Linked DNA regions of Homo sapiens: region 2 is linked to region 1. A link is an interaction called in ENCODE POLR2A ChIA-PET data of the cell type or tissue named here. Cell type or tissue: CD4-positive, alpha-beta T cell. All regions are shown on one strand.

What was found. ChIA-PET counts read pairs that join two places held together with the same protein. Peaks named below come from ENCODE experiments on the same cell type or tissue, not always from the same donor. Only the 100,000 strongest peaks of a DNase experiment are listed, where the experiment ranks them.
Region 2: POLR2A ChIA-PET joins it to region 1 with 5 read pairs; 2 of 35 experiments call an interaction of 5 or more read pairs at or near these places.

What each region holds. Positions count from the first base shown.
Region 1 is chr15:88,305,589-88,308,088 of GRCh38, reverse strand. All of the region lies in intron 1 of LOC105370958 (a long non-coding RNA gene), which reads right to left. Among named protein-coding and RNA genes, the nearest start is that of NTRK3, 50 kb to the right of the region's middle. In CD4-positive, alpha-beta T cell, no CTCF peak of the experiment used is centred here; no DNase peak of the experiment used is centred here.
Region 2 is chr15:89,067,119-89,069,618 of GRCh38, reverse strand. All of the region lies in intron 1 of CARMAL (coronary artery disease region linked MFGE8 regulatory lncRNA), which reads right to left. It also overlaps a transcript of ABHD2 not described here. Among named protein-coding and RNA genes, the nearest start is that of ABHD2, 20 kb to the left of the region's middle. RefSeq lists enhancers at 1,237-1,286, 1,337-1,386. In CD4-positive, alpha-beta T cell, no CTCF peak of the experiment used is centred here; a DNase peak (open chromatin) is centred at 1,168.

The sequences.
Region 1 (2,500 bases):
CCGCCCCAAATTTGCTGAATCAGACTTGGGGGGCAGGCTCAGGGATCTGTGTTTTAGCAAATCTCCAGGGGATTCTAACTTATAAGAAGCACTGGAATGGATGTTTCTTTGAGGTCCTCAGCACACAGCTTTGCAGAAAAATAGCGAATTAAAACCCACCATCCCCTGATTGGTTCAATCAGCTGGTGGGAGGTTTCTACGTTGTGCCAAAGACCTTGCAGTGTTCTTGCTTTCTGAGAACGTGAGGCTGACCCGTTATTTTGCTGAGAGCTGCTAAATGAAGGAAGAACCATCAGCTTCCTCTTTGACTGCACGACACTCTCCTATCCCTTTCATCCAGCGACAATGGCAGCAAGCACAGCCACCCTCGGAAAGATTTAAATACTCAATTAATCAATGGAATATTCCATTAGTGGGATAATCAGTTGCCACTGCCCTGATCTATAGTTACATCTCAGCTGGGCCTCACAAATTGATTCCTGATGAAGTTCTAATTGACTGGACCATCTGATAAAGGGCCAGTTGGAGCTTATTGAAATACCCGGTGAGCAGTCCCTGGGGTCAGGGCCTTCCTTAAGGGAAGGCAGAGGGTGGAAAGAGGGGCAGAGGAGCATGATTTATGCCTGGTTCTCACTACATCTCCTCTCCAACACAACATTTATGGGTCCCAGGTGAGGGATGAGCACTCACAGCTGGGATGTGGGGATGACACAGCTGCTCTGAGCCTACCCCCAGCCCTGGGTGGCAGGTGGCCTGAATGGGATTTGCCCAGGAACTCTCGGGGCAATATCTCAAACTTGAAGATGCTTAAGAGTAACCCAAAGAACTTACAAATGTAGGGTTTCAAATCCTGGTGTCAGATATTCCAACTTTCTGGGTCTGGGGCATGTTTTAGGAATCAGTGTTTTGACAGATCTCCCAACAGTTCTTATGCTGGTGGCTTCCAAACCTCACTTTGAGAAATACTGCCTTAGGAGCTGGTGGCTTAGAAGCAGGCTGTGTCCCCAGGGTCCAGCTTCCTCTGGGGGAGATTAGAGCTTCTTAGGCCACGTGTGGGGACACACATATCTGTGCATTATCTAAGGATCCCAGCCTCTTTCTTCCCTAGCACCATTTTCGTTATTTTTTTCATTTGTTTGGAGTGATATTTCCTTCAAAATAATTTATGTTTACTACCAATGAATTTGCCTTCACATTTTGATTAATCTAAGATATATATATACACACATATATACGTGTATATATATACACATATATACACACATATATACGTGTATATATACACATATATACTTGTATATATACACATATATACACACATATATACGTGTATATATATACACATATATACACACATATATACGTGTATATATATACACATATATACACACATATATATACGTATATATATATACATATATATGTATATATATACGTATATATATATATACAGCGACGTATGCAATGGAAACAGTGTAGTATCACATTTATTTGTTTCATTCATCCAGTGGCCACTTATTCATCAGACATCATTTAAGGATCATTATGTGCCAGGCATTGAGGATATTTTTTTAAAAAGTGAAATCAGTCAAATGCATGGTTTCCAACTGCAAGGAGCTCACACCCCTTTGCGGGAGACAAGCAAGAAAATGACGTGATACATTAGAGATAAGTACAGGACCCTGCTGTGAGCTTTACTACTAGGCTTTGTTGAAGGAAAATATATAATACCTATTAGGTTTTAATACCTATTATGTTTTTTAGAAAATTTGAAAACAGCTCCTGGAGCCCTGCATCTACCTTTGAGAATTCCCCCAGAACAGGGAGTCCTGGGTGACATTAAGGCCCCATCAGCTGAAGATGCCCCTGGGTAGTCCATAAGTGTGCATGACTCTTCCTGTGGGGACCTGCAGACACTGGGTGGTCTTAGGGGGGCTAGATTTAGATATAAGTGATCCAAAACCTTGTGTACCTAAAAAGGAGAGTGGCCTTGTCCCTATTATAAAGGGAAAAAAATTACTGAAGAGTTTCACACAGGGGAGACGCTATGGTCAAATATCAGATAGGGCATTTTCCTTTTCCCTTTCTCCTCACTTCTTCCTCTTTCATTTTCCATTTCTTTGCCTTCTCTCCTTCTCCTCTCTCTCCCTCCCTCCCTTTCTTCTCTCTTAATACACTATATTTTGTATATATGCCGCTTTAATTTGTATTTAGATATGAATGTTCAATGTTCTGTCTGTAAAAATACATTCTGGTGTTAGGGCCTCAGAATGTCTTAATCTGGCCCTGGATCTATTGAATGTCTTAATTCCTTTAGACGTAGCCCTGCCCCAGTGTGCCACAGGAGCGATTTGGTAGATGGAACCTTTAGTGTGGTTTAACATTTTAGTCCCATTTCCTTTGTCATGATGTTCTGCTTCTGACAGAAACTGCCAACTAGGTCAGAGACTGTTCCTGGCCATATCTTCACTCATTTACTGTTTATTAAGTGGCTCCTACG
Region 2 (2,500 bases), 760 kb before region 1:
TTTGCAAGCAGGCAAAACTAAACAATATATTATTTAGGAAAAAACCTGGAGTGGCAAAATTATAAAGAAAGCAAGAACATGAGTAACACAAAACTCACAAGGGTGGTTACTTTCGATCGAGGGTCAGAGAAACACAATTGGAGAGTTCTAAACTACTAAATTATATTTACTGTCTTGTGTGTGAATTTTACAACTTAAAGAAAAAGATTATGCCTGTAATCCCAGTTACTTGGAAGGCTGAAGTGGGAGAATCATTTGAGGCCAGGAGTTTGAGGCCAGCCTTGGAAAAATAGTGAGACCTCATCTTTAAAAAAATTTACTTAATTAGCCAGGCGTGGTTGTGCATGCCTATAGTTCCAGTTGCTCTAGAGACTGAGACAGGAGGATTGCTTGTGAGCCCAGGAGTTTGAGGCTGCAGTGAGCTATGATTGTGCCACTGTGCTCCAGCCTGGGCAACAGAGAGAGATCCTATCTCTTTAAAAAAAAAAAAAAAAAAGAAAAGAAAAGAAAAGAAAAAAAGAGCTTGCCAGACTGTTTTCCAAGTGACATACCAATATCTTCTGTCCATGTGCTGTTCTAGAAGCTTGCCTTTGGGAGGCTGAGGTGAGTGGATCACAAGGTCAGGAGTTCAAGACCAGCCTGGCCAATATGGTGAAACCCCATTTCTACTAAAAATACAAAAATTAGCAGGGTGTGGTGGCATGCGCCTGTAGTCCCAGCTACTCAGGAGGCTGAGGCAGGAGAATCACTTGAACCCGGGAGGTGGAGGTTGCAGTGAGCTAAGATCTAGTCACTGCACTCCAGCCTGGGCAACAGAGAGAGACTCCCTCTTGACAAAAAAAAAAAAAAAAAAAAAAAAAAAAAGAGGAAGCTTGCCCACTTCCTCATGCCTTGAACCTGGGAAAACTCTGTAACCTTGACCAATATCATATGATGCCATATGGTGCTCTGTGACTTCTGAGGCCAGGTCATAAAAATGCCATGCACTTGTGCTTTGCTTTCTCGGGACACCTTCCCTTGGACCCCAGTTACCAGCTAGTCTGATGAAGCCCAGCTAGCCCGTGTGGAGAGAACACATGGAGGGACCACGTGTAGGTGTTTGGGCTGAAAGCCCAGCTGAGGTTCCAGCCAAACCACCAGACATGTGGGTGAAGACGCCTCCGGATGACTCTAGCCCCCAATTGTTGAGTCATTCTCAGCTTTCAAGTCTTTCCAGCTGAGGTCTCAGACACCAGGGAGCAGAGGCTAGCCACCCCTGCTAGTTGCTGTCTAATTTCCTGACTCAAAGACTCTGTATGCAAAATAAAATGGTTGTTTTGTGCTACTTACATTAGGGGTGGTTTGTTATGTAGCAGTACATAACTGAAATCATTTATACATGCACACACACAGAGTTTGTGTGTGTGTGTGTGTGTGTGTGTGCACGCGCACATGTGTGTATGTATAAGAATTTCTCCCTTGGGCCCTATAAAAATAACATTAGATGGTTAGTTGCCCACAGAATGCTCTGTGGGAGACCCTGAGGGGTAGAAGTCCTGTAGGGGAGAAAAACAGAAAAAGACTATGAAGTCTAGGGTTTGGTCTTTGAGAAAGAAATTCTCCCTTCTTCTATGGTAAAGAAGAGGAAGGTGATTCAGTATTTGTGGCCAGAGAGTCCCACTAGACCGTTTCTTTCATGTGATCATTCACTGGTTTATTGAAGAATGAGTTCATTCATTACACAGTGGCTGATCATCTACAGGCATCAGGCTGTGAGTGGAGACCCCAATGTGTCATGGTACCTACCTCAAGGTTTGGACTCTCAGAGCCCAGAAGGAAAAGATGGAGAACAAGTGAATAGAGTTTGCTCCACAGAGTGTTAGGATAGTAGCAGGCAGGAGGTGCTGTAGAACTCCAGCCAGGTCTCACAGAAGACATCTGGGGTGTTCGAGAAAAGCTGAGTATTGGGAAAAAGGCTGAGGCAGGGCTTGCATGGCTGACATAATGTAAAACAGTCTTGGAACATGCCTGGGGTCCAGGGTCTAAAACCCCTCATGGCCTTTGGAACACCAAGCTCTGTGCCAAAGGGTGGAAACCTGCCCTGCCACACCACAATCTAAGCCCAGGGCATAAAACCCCTTGTGGCTTGGACAGAATCCAGGGCTCAGGGCTTAAAACTCCTTGTGGCCTCTGGAATGTGTCTAGACTTGCTGGCTTCTTGCTTCTAGCACTCCCAGGCTATTAGATCGATTGTAACTTAAACTAGAAGAACATGTTTCCCATTATCTCAAGTAGCAGAACATGTTCCATATGCTTCAAAGAAAATGCTAAACTGTCACAGTTGTAGATCATGTGCTTGATACACTGCTTTCTTTCAACCCCCACATCCTCACCACCTGCTTCTTTGTTTGATCACCAATAAATAGTGTGGGCTTCCAGAGCTCCGGGCCTTAGCAGCCTCCATACTAGCATTGGCCCCCTGATCCCACTTTATGCACTCTTGTCTTGTCTCATTCCTTTA